Linked DNA regions of Homo sapiens: region 2 is linked to region 1. The links are chromatin loops, found by intact Hi-C in ENCODE. Cell type or tissue: ovary. All regions are shown on one strand.

Region 1 (8,000 bases):
TTAGGTGAATCTCCTGGCTGAGTGCTCCTGTGGGGCTTGGATAATGCTGATGAATATGTGCATTTTGAAATGATCAGGAGTCAGCCTGATAATCCATCACATGTAAAGATGCCTTTGGGAGCAACTAACCCTTTCTTTGCTCCTGTGAAGTTCAAACCCTTATGAGAAGGGGCTCCTAGGCATCATTACCACAGGGTTTATCATCATTATCAGCCTTCATGGTTGCCAGCATAGGTTCCTGAAAAGCCTGCTTACGTATGGTACTTAGATAAAGCTGTGTCTAGGACAAGCCTCACTGCTGCCCTCAATAGTCTTGTGATCCAACCCATTCCAGTCTATGCACTAGGAGACTGGGTGAGGTGGTAGAACAAAGCATGGCCTCTGGAATCTGGAACCTAGGTCTGGATCCTGACTCTGCCACTTAGTAGCTGTCTAGTCTTAAGCAAATTACTCACCTTCTCTGAGTCTCCGATTTTCATCTATAAAAAGGATTGCTAATAATACCTCTTTCTCAGTGTTGTTGTGAAATATAATGTGATAGCCACTATTAAATATTTTTATAAGCAAATTTTAAGTCCCTTCCCTTCCTGTCCACCATTAGTCTCTGTATTAGTCCATTTTCATGCTGCTAATAAAGACATACTCAAGACTGGGTTAATATGTCAGGAAAAAGAGGTTTAATGGACCCACAGTTCCACATGAGGAGGCCTCACAATCATGGTGGAAGGCAAAAGGCACGTCTTATATGGGAGCAGGCAAGAGAGAAAATGAGAGCCAACTGAAAAGGTTTCCACTTATAAAACCATCAGATCTCATTCACTTATAAAATCATCAGATCTTATTCACTACCATGAGAACAGTATGGGGGAAAATGCCCCCATGATTCAGTTATCTCCCACTGGGTCTCTCCCACAACACATGAGAATTATGGGAGCTGCAATTCAAGATGAGATTTGGGTAGGGACGCAGCCAAACCATATCAGTCTCCAAAGGCAAACAGTAACCTAGACAAGGGAGGGCATAGATGTGGCACACATGCTGCTCCTCTCTCTTCCAGTGCCTGTGGTAGGCATCAGTAATCAATCACTGCACTCTACTCTGTTCTGCTAAGCTTAAACGAGGCCCCAAAATCTTCAACATGGTGTTCCAGGCTGCACAACCTGCTAGGACCTATACGAGTGTCTGCAGAGCTCTTTCAGTTCATCCCTTCGTGGTGGCGGAATCTCAGTTGAACCTAAGCTATGATCCCAGTAGGATCCAGAATGTTCTATAGACTGTTGGGGCAGGCCCACTAGGGTCTATTTCCCAGGAACCAAGGAGCCTCCTGGAGAAGAATTTATCCTAAGAGAAGAGAGCCAAAGAAGTAAGGTTCAAGGTAATAGTCCATGGTGCAGGAGGTGGGGATGTAGAATCTGCCACTCAGGATGACCTCTGCCTATCCCTACCGGACAGATGCCTGAGCCCTTTTTTAGAGGAAGGGCTACAAAAAAATTATAAAGGAGTAGTTTCTCAATAGTGGTCATAGATAGTGATGGTCTAGCACAGCTGCTGCTTTGGGGCCAGCAACTGCTTCCACTATGGGAGCAGACATAGTACGTCCAGCCTAGATTCCCATGCCAGGTGTTGGACTCGGCAAGTGGTGGGCATGGGCAGGTGTTGAGCATGGGCAGCTTCAGCATACGCACCAGAGAGCACCAGCCACAGAAGGACCCTTCGTGGCACCCCCAATGCACCAGGCATTGGCAGATACCCTCTGTGGCTGCTTCTTGTGCTATTGGTGGTGACCAAAGATTTCAGTGCAGTGAGGCAGAACAAATGAGCGGGCTGGTGTCAGGTGCTCTGAATCCTCCACAAGCACAGTAAGTCACCCATTGGGAGCCCCCAGAGCAACCTGGGAGGGAATTTAAAGTGTCAAAGAATGGGTAGGAAGCAGCCAGAGAAAGATTTTAAAATAGTATTCCTTGAGCTCCCTCTAATCCAGCCCCTGGTGGCCTAGGAAACCAGAGTTAGTATATGATCTTGAGCCATTTTGCATCTTATGTCATTTTTCAAATATTTATAAGTCACCTCCGGAATCTCTGAAGTGAGAAGAGTGTCTTTTGTACGCTAATGAGATGACTGGTGGCTGGCAGCCCCTAGATGGCTTCAGAATGGGGACTGGTCACAGGGAAGTCCCTCTGGTTAGGATTTTCAGCCCCATCCCCCAACCTCCATGAGGGGAGAGGAGCTGAAGGTTAAATTGATCATCAATGGCCGGTGATGTAATCATTCATGCCTGTGTAATGAAACTTCCATACAAGCCCAAAAGGACAGGGTTCAGGAAACTTCCAGAGAGCTGAACATGTGGAGGCTCCTGAGGGGTGGTCTACCCAGAAAAGGCATAGAAAGTTCATGCCCCTTCAGCCATACCTCTCCCTAAGCATCTCTTCCATCTGGCTTTGTAACATCCTTTATAATAAATTGATAAATGTAAGTAAAGTCTTTCCCTGAGTTCTATGATCCTCTTTAGCAAATTAATCAAACCCAAGGAGGGAGTCATGGGAACCTGGATTTATAGTAGGTTCGTCAGAAGCACAGGCAAACAGCCTGGGGCTTGTGACTGGTATCTGAAATGGGGGGCAGTCTTATGGGATCTGGCACTCTCTCCAGGTAATAGTGTGGCACTGAATTGAATTAGAGGACACCCAGCTGGCGTCTGCTACAGATGGCTTGGTGTATGGAGAAATACCTCCACACATCTGGGGTCACAGAAGTATTCTGTGCTGTGTTGTGGTGAGCAGAGAATAGGAAAAACACACTTTGGTTTCTCCTCTATAGCTAGAAGGTATAGACCCTAGAAGCAGTACGTGGATTTTATGTCTCATTGTGTCCTCCATGGTCTCTAGTACAGGCTGGTATGATGGTAGTTCCTCAAAAAAGTTTGGTCAAAAGAATGAATTAACAGAAGGAAGGAGGGACAGATGGATAGGTGGGTAAATGAATGGATGGATGGTGTGCCACCCTGCAAGCCAGCATTGATGGTCCTGTAATACTGATTACTATTTGCATTTTGTTTCCTCCCCACCCTCTCTCTTTTCCTTCCTTCAAATATTTTTTCTTCCTTAGTTCTCATCAACCCCATCTTTGGCTCCATTGTGAGGTTCCTTTCTCATAATTTCACTCTCTTGAGATCAGAATGAAAAGCTGGGTCAATTTTCCATTAATTAATTCATTAATTAATTGAGTCAATAACTGTTTATTGAGCTCCAGCTGTTCCTTTGTCCATTGATGCAGTCACTTGACAAGATGCTTATTGAGCACCGGTGGTGTGTCTGATGTGGTGCCAGAAGCTAACTGATGGGGAAACACAAAGATCTAAGCAAGATCCCTGCTCTCTGGGGTCCAACATCTAAATGACAAAGTGGACAGAAGCCAGCAAACACTGAGCTCTGCTGACCCGTTGCTCCCATCCTGATCAGTAGCCCCATCTTCAGGTTGTGAAGGTCAACCCACCTCCAAACCCCATGTTGTTTTGCCTCTTGTTCTTTGTTAATTGGTCTAACAGGTTGCCTGCAGTGGCCACATAATTAATATGGCATTTGCAGAGACAGGCACTCTCTGCTCGCTACCTCCCTTCGCCCTGCTTCTTGCTTCATCTTCAGTCTCCCCTGCTCCTTCCTCATCTGAATCCTCAGAATGCAGAATTAGAAGAGATCTTGGGGTGCTTCTGGTTATCCAGAGCCCAGCATGGGTGTCCCATCCACAGCGTCTCAGAAGCTGGTCCCTCACCGTGGCCCTCACCTCCAGCAACAGCCTGCTCTCTCTGCTTCATGAGCCTCCTGTCCTGCCCCACGAAGGCACGTTCATATGTTCAGCTCAAGTTGACCCACGTTGTCTGGACTGCATAAGTTAGAGCCTGGAATAATCCTGATTCATCTTTTGAGCTGCAGCCTTTCAGATTTTAGAATTATGGCTATTATGTTCCTTTTCAGGATTTTCTTGAGGATAAATATTTCCAGTTTCTCAGCTTTTCCAAATTCAAATTTGACCTCTCACAATCCTGAAGATGTTTCTCTGGACAGCCTCTAGTTTTTCTAGAGACCCCTCAAAATGTGCCCCATTCCCCCAAACTGACTACTACAAAGAGAGCTGCCCAGCAATTGAGGTCAGCTGGGTTATTGCCTGGTTTTAAGTGACCACTCTATTCCTACTTGTGCACCCTAAGTTTTCATTAACTACGATTTACATACTGCTAGCTCTTATTGAACTTAGAGCCAAATAAAACTACCAAGTCTTCTTGACATGAATAAAATAAAATAGCGTTATATGTTAAGGTTAAAATAACCCACTAGGATTATCTGCTAGTCCAATCTACTAATTTTACAGGAAAGGAAACTGAGGCCCAGAGAGATCAAGGGACTGTGAAAAGGCTCATAGCTTGTGTGGAGTAGGGCACAGCGGGGACTCCTAACTCCTGATCCAGTGCTCTTTCTAAAACACCAGGCTGCCTCCTGATTGGCAGCCATTTCGAGGGTAAATAGAACGCGTCTTCTACTTTCATGTCAGTCTTTCTCATGCAGTGCTTTATGCTGTTGGATGTTGGAACCCAACGCATGACCCTGGGTTTAGCCCTTTGGGATTTCATCTTATTCATTTCATGCAATCTGTCGAGATAATTTCCAGCCTGATTTTGTGAGGCATTGCTGTGGCAGGTCCTCCCAGGCTTGTGTCGGGCTGACGTATGGAATTTTCTCCAGCTCTGGATGCTTTTCATTCTGTGCCCTGTGCCAGAGTGTTCCACCGCAAACCTGGCAGAGGAGACGCACTGTCTGAAGCCAGACGCACCGCGCGCTTCCTTCTCCCCTCGCCTGTCTGCCTGGCGGATGTCTTCCACGTGAGTCTCTCTCCTCCCACTTGCCTCCTGCCCTGCTTGTTAGGTAGGAGCCCCACAATCCATCCCAACTGTACCACCAGCGTGGAACTTAGGGGCAAATGTGCCAAGCAGGGTTTTGTTTTATTTTGTGAAATAGCCTTTCTTGAGAATCTACCTGTTGCAGAAAAAAAAAAAAAATCCCTGAACCAAGCATACTCAGACATGTTTCCTATCCCTTTATGGACTCACATTACGATTCTCTCCTTAGTTTTCTCATCTATATAATGGGAGGAGACAGAAACTCAGGACTAGTAAGCATCTACTCTGTGCTAGCAGCTATGCCAGGGGCTTCATTTACGTTTGCCTTTACGTTTACTTTTAACTGTCAACACAAGCCTGCAGATGATATCCCCATTTCAAAGAAGAGAAAACTGACCTCAGAGAAGTTAATTTGCCAAGGCTTATCCAGTTAGTAAGTGGCAGAGTTTCTTTACCCTCTGCCCTCCCTTGCTGAGTTACTATAAAAATCAAATAATTTAGTAATGAATGTAAAGCTTCTTTGAAAAGTGTAAAGCACTCTGTAAACATAAGGGAGAATTGTTAAAATACTTAGGTTCCTCACTTGCTTTGTCTCTCCTTCTTCTTTTCTGTCACCTCCCTAAAGTATAAGCAGCTGCCTTCGGTCCAGACCTATCAAAGAAATGTCATAAAACTATTTTTCAAAATGTCAAATGCCTGTGTACTTTAGCCCAAACTAATTATGCCCTTTGATTTTCTCGAAGTCACAATGCAAAACCCTGGGAGCTTCGAGGATGTGCCCTTTCTCCTCCATCCTGAACTAATGGAAATCAAGGCTGAAGGCTGAGCCTGCCGGGGAGCCCACAAGAGCCCCTCAGTGCCACAGAGGCCTGGCCTGACTTTGGCAGGTCTCCAGCAGTGACCACAGAGTGCTAAATAATAATAGGGTTGAATTATTTATACAGAGGCCAATGACTCATGAGGCATGGTCCACTTCTAGAAGAGTGCCAGGGTCCCAAGTCTAAGGTGAGTGGCCACCAGAGGGAGGACTGCAGTCCTGGCCTCTAGAGCACCAGTGCACACACCCCCCACCCCCCCACCCTGCCATCATCCCACCCCATGTACAGCAGGCACAGCTCTAGCACAGTGCCTGGAGGGCAACTAACATTTCAGTGACATTATTGGGTGTTTACACCAAGCTAGCTATTTGTGCATACAATTTCCCATTTCATCTCTAAAACAATTTTTATTTTTCATATTTTTCCTGATAAAGAAAGTGAAGCTTATGTTTCAGGTTATACAGTTGGCAAAGCATAGAGCTGGAACGAGATCCAGGTCTGACATTTCTAAGATACCATGTGCTATTTCTTTTAGAATTCCTCTTTCCTGACAATTACATTTAAAAGCATAATCTGGGAAGTGCAGATGGTGCCAGGCCCAGTCTCAGGGCACAATGGATTCTTTGTATGGTCTTTAGGGCCCTTTGTGATCTGATCTCATTCTGGATTCTTCTTATCAGACACAATGTTTTTCATCATCAGAATCACCTGGAAGCTTTAAAATACAGATTGTTGGAATCCATCCTTGGTTTACTGTAATCCAAATAATTGGTACTGGAATCAATTATTTGTATTTTTAAGGCTTCCAAGTGATTGTGATCATCAGTTGGTTTGGAAACTATCATGTTATGTGCAGAAAGTCACTTCCAAATTCCCATCCATATTCCCATTTGTGTGACTTTGCTCAATTCCATGGACTTCACTTAAATTGGCTTTTTTCTACTCCCACCCATTGTTCTCATCCAGCTCACACTCCATCACCTCTGTAAGGATCTTGGCTCCCAGAGCTTCCAGAAATGCTCCATCATCTGTATTCCATTAACACCTTTGGCTCTAAACTGATATATATTAGTCAGGATGTGAGTTTAGAAGCTGTCCGAGAGACCCAAAATAGCAGTTTTGCCTCATTTAACACCTATAAATACATCCCTGTCTTCTCTCACGGTACAGAATAATCAGTCCATCAGGGACCCAGGCTCCTGCAATCTTGTCGCTCATCCCTAGCGTGGTGCCTTTGTTCTCATAGCCCAAAACGGCTCATCACCATGCCCATAACCAGACACTGGAAAAAGGGAAAATGGAGTAAGGAAGAGCAACGACAAAGAATTGCACACAACAATTAGGATCACCTTCCACTGTCCAGAACTTGATCACATAGCCACCCTTAGCTGCAACCAAGGTTGAGAGATTTAACTTTATTTTGCATCACTACATGCCTAGTAAAAATGGAGGGTTCTGTTAATTGTGCTACTGGTTGGGGAGAATGGGTATTGGGGAACAACCTAGCAGGCTTAACTTCTACTTGGGATTGTAATTTTCTCTTTGTGTCTGTGTTTCCAGCTAGACTATAAAAGCTCTGTGAGAACTAGGCCCCTGACTTACACCTGTTTGTGATCCTTCTAGGAAGGCACTAGATCAGTACCACTGGTTGGCAAGATAGACTAGAGTGATTGACAAAGCTCTGGAATTTAACTTTTATTTTAGTCCTTGTTTTCTACAATTTAGCACAAGTTTCTTAACCTCTCTGGGCTTTAGTTTCATAGAATCATAAAATTTAGTTGAAAGTCACCTTCGATATTATCTAGTGCCATCCTCTCATTTTGTAGATGAGGAAGCTGAAAACCAGAAAGAATAGTGACCTGTCCAGGACACAAAGCTTTATAAATAGAAGAGCCAGAGACCAGGTCTCCTAGAAACCAACCCAAGGACAGCACTAAGGTGTCTTCCCATATCCAGAAAATAAGTACAAGGGACAATGTTATCTTTAAGCTTCCTTCCAATTCAGAAACTCTGAGCCACATATGCAGTCACATTTGTACCCCTTGCTCAAATTAAGTATAAAAGTGGGATAATTTCCAAGCACTCAACCACTGCATCCTGCTGGATCTTGCTATGTACTTCAGCAGGTTAGATGGACACTCAAGAGGTTCAGTTCAGTGCTTTGGGTTCCAGGGTCATCTAAGAAGTAAACTGGGTGGAGAAAGCAAAGAAGAGATACTTGGGTGACCCCACTCTCTGGTCACAAGCAGTAATATTCCCTGTGAGCTTCTTAGGAGATGACACAGCTCCAG
Region 2 (8,000 bases), 240 kb after region 1:
GGTTTGGGGAGAAAACATTGGTAGAGGCATCTGCCACAGAGTTGTGGGTGTTCCGTAATCATTCTGGGAACCACGACAACTGGGAGGCACTTGGTCAGGCAGCCTGTAGATGGAGCCAGCTAAGAGCAAAGCTCTGGGAAGCCTGTATGCAGAAATGGAAGTGGCCAGGGAAGCGAAGAGGGGCCTTGCTGAGAAAGGTGGGGGATGAAGGCCAATGTCACACACTGCACACCTTTGCTTAAGGAATGGAGGATGGAGACAGGGTCAAAGCACCAAATCACAGTGGATCTGAGCTGGAAGAACTCAGAGGCCATTCAAGCCACTGTCCCACTCAGACCACCACTGGTCGATGTAGACACAGCCGAGAGACGGGGTGGCGTCCTTACGTCATGCAGGGGCGCCGTGGCACAGGCTGGTCACTGGACTCCCTCCAGTCATGTTGAGAAGAGATGAGGAGTGTGCCATGAGTGGAGATGGGCCCAGGCTCCCCGCACAGGGGCAGCCAGCCTGAGTAGAAGTCAGATGACAGACCCGGGGCCAAAATGCAGGGGCAGGCTGTTTGGTTCCAGCAGCCAGCTCAGTGGAGAGGGGAGAGAGCTCAGTCTGGTGTGGACTAGGGTGATCTGTAAAGGAGTGTGGCAGCCCTGGGCCTGCGGACTGGGCAGGGGTGGCAGCACAGCCCTGCTCCAGGGGCCATTTGTCATTTTTAAAAGTATACATGCTTACAAATTATAACCCTTCAGAAGGGAATAGAGTCAGGCTCTGCCACTGGCCCCAGTTCTCCTCCCTGGAGTGGCCAGGGGGACCTGCTTCCTATGCGTCCTCCTGGAGCTTTTCTGGGGGACCCAGGAGCATCTGTGCTGTGAGCATCCACAGCATCTGCCTCTTTCCCTGCTGCCTTCCTCTTACTTCCCTCCCTTGGAGATCTCACTCTGTCAGCATCTGCAATCTGCATGTCTCCTGGACTTTGGAACATCTGCTTGGTGTTCCATTTTCTGGATGAATCATGGTTGATTTAGGCTGTTTTGAGATTTGAGCTGCTAAAAGGGTACCAGCCTGTCCATCCCTGCTTGTGGGTCTTGCACTCCATGCATGGATCCCTGTAGGGTGATTTTTTGCTATGTTACAGCTGAGCCAAGCTGGGTGAGCCGCACCCCCATCACCTCCAGCACTGCCTATGCACTTCTACACGGTGCCAGGCTCTCAGAGATGATCCTGACTGAGCAACAGAGAGTAGCAGGAAGGACTTGGGGAGGTCTGGATCAAGATGCCCTAAGGAAATGGGACCACTGAAAAATTGAAATAACTGAAGGATACATTTTGAGAAACAGCAAATAGCTTAAGCTTTACTTCCCGCTGGGACAAAATTAAAAAGTCCACAAGTGTAGCTGGAAGGATTTAGCAATGTTCCTTCAGCTCCTGCATATGAAAAGCTTTGTAGAGTCTCCTCCCTTGGAGGAGTTAGTGAGAAAGGGAGCCAGCTCTCTAGGAGTGATTTGTGGAAGCGAGGTGCTCTGCAGGCGGGACCTCATGCGTGGATTGTAGGCCAGGCAGACCTGGTGAAGAATTTTGAAGTGTCTCTGCATAGAGATCTAGGCTCTGCTAAGAGTCAGCTGTGGGACTAGCTATTCCGAAAAGTGATTGTACTCTTAGTGGAGGAACAGTGTGGAGGAGGAGGGAGAAAATAGTTCTCTTGGCCTCGGCTTGCAAGGCTCCACCTGGGGCATTGCTTCTATTTGAGGAGCCTTCCTACAAGAGGGACATAGACAAACTACATGGAGGAAGGACAAACCACGGGGATGGTGGTAACGCCACATTTAGATCCTGCGAGGAATGGCTGAAGGAACCGGGAGTATTTAATGTGAAGTTCAAGGAGGTGGGAGGGGGTTAGAAAGACTGCCTTGAAATATTTGACAGGCGGCCGGGCGCAGTGGCTTATGCCTATAATCCCAGTACTCTGGGAGGCTGAGGCAGGCAGACCACAAGGTCAGGAGATCGAGACCATCCTGGCCAACATGGTGAAACGCTGTCTCTACTAAAAATACAAAAGTTAGCCAGGCGTGGTGGAGGGTGCCTGTAGTCCCAGCTACTTGGGAGGCTGAGACAGGAGAATCACTTGAACCCAGGAGGCAGAGGTTGCAGAGAGCCGAGATCGTGCCACTGCACTCCAGCCTGGTGACAGAGCAAGACTCTGTCTCAAAAAAAAAAAAAAGCATATATATATATATATATATATATATATATATATATATATATATATGTATGTATGTATATATGTATGTATATGTGTATATATATATGTGTGTATATATATGTGTATATATATGTGACCATATATATATATATATATATGACCATATATATATATATATATATATATATATATATATATATATATGCATATGTTAAGCTTGTTTTCTATGATCCTGGTGGAGGGAACTAAGGCCAATCAAATGGAGATAGATTCCAGGAGGACAGATTTGAGCCAATGAAGGAGAACTTTCCAGCCCTTGGAGCTGCTTTGGGAGGTAATGAGCCCCCCATCCCTGGAAGCATGCAAGCTGAGGCTGGAGAATCACTAGGGGATTGGACTAGATATACATAAAGCCTCTCTTCTTACTTCACCTGCCCATTCCCAACGTACTGCCTCCCAATTAAAAAAGGACCCCCCACCTTCCTAGCACATGGTATTTCCCCAAAGTGAGAACACGAAGGAATTAGTCACCGCGGGGGAATGGAGACAGTAGATAGGCGAGGATCTAAGAGGGGCTTCCATCATGGAGGGTGAGCAGGTCCTCCATGTTCATCATGGAGGGTGAGCGGCCCTGCGTGCTCATGGTGGAGGGTGAGCGGGCCCTCCGTGCTCATGGTGGAGGGTGAGCGGGCCCTCCGTGCTCATGGTGGAGGGTGAGTGGGCCTTTGTGTACATGGTGGAGGGTGACTGGCCCTCTGTGTTCATCGTGGAGGGTGAGTGGGCCCTCCGTGCTCATGGTGGAGGGTGAGCGGGCCCTCTGTGCTCATGGTGGAGGGTGAGTGGGCCTTTGTGTTCATGGTGGAGGGTGACTGGCCCTCTGTGTTCATCGTGGAGGGTGAGCGGGCCCTCTGTATTCATGGTGGAGGGTTAGTGGGCCTCTGTGCTCATGGTGGAGGGTGAGTGGGCCTTTGTGTTCATGGTGGAGGGTGAGTGGCCCTCTGTGTTCATCGTGGAGGGTGAGCGGGCCCTCTGTATTCATGGTGGAGGGTGAGTGGGCCTCTGTGCTCATGGTGGAGGGTGAGTGGGCCTCTGTGCTCATGGTGGAGGGTGAGTGGGCCTCTGTGCTCATGGTGGAGGGTGAGTGGGCCTTTGTGTTCATGGTGGAGGGTGAGTGGGCCTTTGTGTTCATGGTGGAGGGTGAGTGGGCCTTTGTGTTCATGGTGGAGGGTGAGTGGGCCTTTGTGTTCATGGTGGAGGGTGAGTGGGCCTTTGTGTTCATGGTGGAGGGTGAGTGGGCCTTTGTGTTCATGGTGGAGGGTGAGTGGCCCTCTGTGTTCATCGTGGAGGGTGAGCGGGCCCTCTGTATTCATGGTGGAGGGTGAGTGGGCCTCTGTGCTCATGGTGGAGGGTGAGTGGGCCTCTGTGCTCATGGTGGAGGGTAAACGGGGCCTCTGTGCTCATGGTGGAGGGTGAGTGGGCCTCTGTGCTCATGGTGGAGGGTGAGTGGGCCTCTGTGCTCATGGTGGAGGGTGAGCGGGGCCTCTGTTTTCACGGTGGAGGGTGAGCGGGGGCCCTCCGTGTTCATGGTGGAGGGTGTGTGGGCCTCTGTGTTCGTGGTGGAGGGTGAGTGGGCCTCTGTGTTCGTGGTGGAGGGTGAGTGGGCCCTCCGTGGGTGAGTGGGCCCTCCGTGTTCATCGCGGAGGGTGAGTGGGCCCTCCGTGTTCATGGTGGAGGGTGAGCGGGTCCTCCGTGTTCATGGTGGAGGGTGAGCGGGCCCTCCGTGTTCATGGTGGAGGGTGAGCGGGCCCTCCGTGTTCATGGTGGAGGGTGAGTGGGCCCTCCGTGTTCATGGTGGAGGGTGAGTGGGCCCTCCGTGTTCATGGTGGAGGGTGAGTGGGCCCTCCGTGTTCATCATGGAGGGTGAGCGGGCCCTCCGTGTTCATGGTGGAAGGTGAGCGGGTCCTCTGTGTTCATGGTGGAGGGTGAGCGGGCCCTCTGTGTTCATGGTGGAGGGTGAGTGAGCCCTCTGTGTTCCAGGTTCTTTGCATGGAGGTTTGTGACTGCACTGTATATGACAGACATCAAGAATGACAGCTACTCCTGGCCCATGCTTGTGTACATGTGCACCAGCTGCGTGTACCCACTTGTGTCCAGCTGTGCGCACACCTTCAGCTCTATGTCCAAGAATGCCCGGCACATTTGCTACTTCCTGGACTATGGTGCCGTCAACCTCTTCAGCCTGGGTATGTGAGGCCTTGTTCTTGCTTTCCTTCCCCTGCAACCGGGCTGTTTGCCCCTTCTCCTGTGAGCTAGGGTCACCAGAAGGCTTTGATGAGTTTGCAGAAGAATCCAGGGATTATGCCAGTGCCCCTGTCCAGGTTCCCAATGGGTGTTTTATAAGAAACTGTCCATAAGCATGCTGCTAAATATTTAGCCACTGGCTCTGTGGGGACAACAGCCCCGATCTGCAGTGTTGCCAGTTTCTGTGGTGTAAATCTTCCCATCATGTCCAGCTTCAACCTACTAACATGACATCACAGAACACAAGGGTGGGAAGAGATATGCGTAGCACACTATTACAGAAATTCCACCATGCAGATACAGTAGATGTAGTCATTGAGTACTCAGTACTTTTGTTAATATGATTTATTTAATTGCAAGTTTCTGTGATTTAATTTTTAATGATGGCTGTGTTCAGCACTCAGCTCTCTCACAGGCCAGAATGAACTGACTCCAGTACATCAGTGCTGGTCTCTGTCATGCCAGGCAAGAAGAGGAGGGTGAGGTCATGAGCCTCGTATATCCAGAGGCTTAGCACAATCAGAGAGATGCTCAGAGTGTGCGGGAATAGATCAGCAACCTAAGCTGGTGAAATTCGGTGCTGACCGCCCCCTCTTCCTTGTCTTTTTCTTTGACTATGATGCTCCCTCCTCTGGCCTCTTCTCTCCTCCCCTTGTGGGCATGCATCTATCCCTAAGGATATGAGTTCTAGATTCTTCCTCCAGGTCCCATTCTAGGTGAGAAAACCAATTATTGTCTTCCTTGCCCAAGAGGTTGTCCATGAGGAGCCTACCTCCATCCTCTTTCTTCATATACACACGTTCACACTCACACAAACACACACTCATGCACTGACACACACTGACACACACACATACAATGCACTCACACATGCACATACACACACTCACCACATATACACAATACACTTACATGCACACACACACACCACATGCCACATGTACTCACACATTGACACACACACAATACACTCACATACACACACTCACACCACATACACACAATACACTCACATGCACACTCTCAAACACTACACACACACACCACCCATACTGACACACACTACACTCACATAAACACACATCACATACACACAATACACTCACATGCACATACACATACTCTCAGACCCTCCACACACACTCACATCCACATACGCACCACACATGCTGACATATACACACAATACACTCACATACACACTCACACCACATACACACTCACATGCTCATATACGCACACATACTCTCAGACACTACACACACATTCACACACTCACACTCTCACATACATCACACACACACACCACACACACACATCACACACACCACATACATACACACACACCACACACACGCTCACTCACACACTCTCACACACATACACACACACTTTCCCACTTCACTGCCCACTCCTTAGTGCTCTGCTGCCCAGTCCCCAGCATTCACTAGACCGTGCCCCTTTCCGTGTGAGCCAGGCTTACCCTCAGGCTTTGATGGGTTTGCAGAAGAGAGTGGGGAATGTGCGTGCCCCTGTCCAGGGTCCCGGCCTCCTGACTGCCAAGATTGATGCAGGGGTCCTTCAGGCCTCCTCAATGCCCCTCTCTTTCTCTGGTCCCTGTCACATCCCTCCCTCCCTCCCGGATTCCCTCCCACCCTCCGGATCCCCTCTTACCCTCCATGTCCCCCCTCCCCTGGGCTGGCTCCCCTCCTCTGCTTTCTGGCACACATGGGTGGGGAGGCTCAGAAGTGGTCCTTTGACCTCTCCTCTCACACGATCCGGCTCCCCAGAGATCTCCTCCATGCCTACTGCATCTCTTCCACCTCCGGAGAAACCCTGTCTCCAATGTAAACCTCTTACCTGAGGTCCACGCCACCTCAGAGCCATGAGACCAGAACTGTACCTGCTCCCGCCCCTGCCCCTACACCTGCTAGCCCTCTGTATGTCCAACCTGACTGATGGTCGCGCCCCTACTCCTTCTCCTGAGTCAGAAGCCTGACTAATCCTCGGGGTCCCCTTCCTCTCACTCCCCACCCACGCCCACCCTCTGGCCAATTGGTTATTAAGGCCAGGTGACTTCTCTCCTACCTGCTGTAAGCGGCACTGCCCCTTTGTCTTGACTCAGGCCCCGGCCTCTCACTTGCACAGTTATCACAGCCTTCTCCACCTCACCCAGCCCCTGGAGGCTTCCACAACACCTTCTACCACATCACCCTCCCACTGTCAGGGCCCTCATCAGCCAGAAGCAGTCCAGACTGCTTAGCGGGGCGACTTCCTTGGCCCTCGGTTGCCCGCCCCGGACTTGTTTTGATAAGTGTGGGCATTTCTGGAGTAATCGCTGCATGGCAAGCCCTGGTCCAGGCCCCTGACACACACCCCTGAGGGGCCACACCACACCATGTTTAATGGTCCAGGTGCTGGCACCTGATTCCACCACCCCTAACTGTTAGAGGTTCCTGTGCAAGTTTCATAACCCTGCCAAGCCTCAATTCTTTCATCCACAAAATGGATGTAATATCTTCTTTGTGGGTATGTTCTGATGATTAAATGTGTTTTAAATGAGGCTCAGAGCCTGGCCTTAGTCGGCATCTGAGGGCAGCCATTACCACGATGATCTTGTTAACCGTGGCAGCAGTCCCTGAGGTAGGTCCTAGTGTCATATCCATGCGTAGGTGAGGACAGTGAGGCACTGTGGAGGTAAGTGACAGGTCACACAGCTGTGCATGGCAGAGCCAGAGTGAGGACTGAAGCCCATGTGGTCCACCACCAACCTGTCCCCTGCCTTCCTCCATCACGGGCCTCACTGTCTGTCTGTGTAAGAGTTCCTCTTGTTGCCATGGTCTCCCTTCTCTGTATCCTCCCATAGGCCATTCCCCAGAACTCCCTCTTCCCTTCCCTGCAGGCTGCACCACGGGAGCCTCAGGGGCCCCTGCCCTGTGCCCTTCCTCCAACCCCCAGACCTGGATATACCCCCACCATGATTCTTCTGATCCCCAGCCTGCCAGCCATGCTGGCACACCTCCATTGCTGAGAACAACTCCGGAGCACAGAAGATGCTTCCAATCTGTTTTTCTAGCCCATAGCCCAGTGCTTGATGTGGGGAAGTGTTCAGGAAACACGGAAGGAACATCTAGTCCACTGAGAGAGCCATTGATTCCATCTGGGACTCCCGGCTCCACCCTCTGCCCCTGCCTCCCTCCTCCCTCCCTGTCAAAGCCCTCAATCCCACCAGTGTAGCGCCCTCCTGCCACCTCCCAGGCTTCCAGGGGTTCCTCCCTCAGGCCATCCTGTGTGCTTTCACTAGGTTTTGGTCATCAGAATCCTTCAGTGGCTCCCTTAGTGCCTGAAAGAGGAAGTTTCCTTTCCTTAGCCTGCATCCAAAGCTGAAAGCCTCCCTGCCCTCAGGCTCTTGTCAGAATCCGGGATGACCTACCAGGCTTTGTTCCAAGATCAGCTCCTGTGCCTTGTGCTCCACCCATCCCGAAAGCCTGCCCCACACTGGAAC

The links. Hi-C counts contacts between places; a loop is a spot of excess contacts. Peaks named below come from ENCODE experiments on the same cell type or tissue, not always from the same donor. Only the 100,000 strongest peaks of a DNase experiment are listed, where the experiment ranks them.
Region 2: it touches region 1 in a loop (2.0-fold over the local background); 6 of 110 quality-filtered maps call a loop at or near these places.

Annotation. Positions count from the first base shown.
Region 1 is chr15:69,135,704-69,143,703 of GRCh38, forward strand. No RefSeq gene overlaps it. Among named protein-coding and RNA genes, the nearest start is that of GLCE, 21 kb to the right of the region's middle. RefSeq lists an enhancer at 3,082-3,583. In ovary, no CTCF peak of the experiment used is centred here; a DNase peak (open chromatin) is centred at 4,837.
Region 2 is chr15:69,380,446-69,388,445 of GRCh38, forward strand. It overlaps PAQR5 (progestin and adipoQ receptor family member 5), which reads left to right. Exons shown (of 9, transcript NM_017705.4): 5 at 4,232-4,437. Among named protein-coding and RNA genes, the nearest start is that of KIF23, 30 kb to the right of the region's middle. RefSeq lists a silencer at 1,044-1,225 and an enhancer at 7,930-8,000. In ovary, no CTCF peak of the experiment used is centred here; no DNase peak of the experiment used is centred here.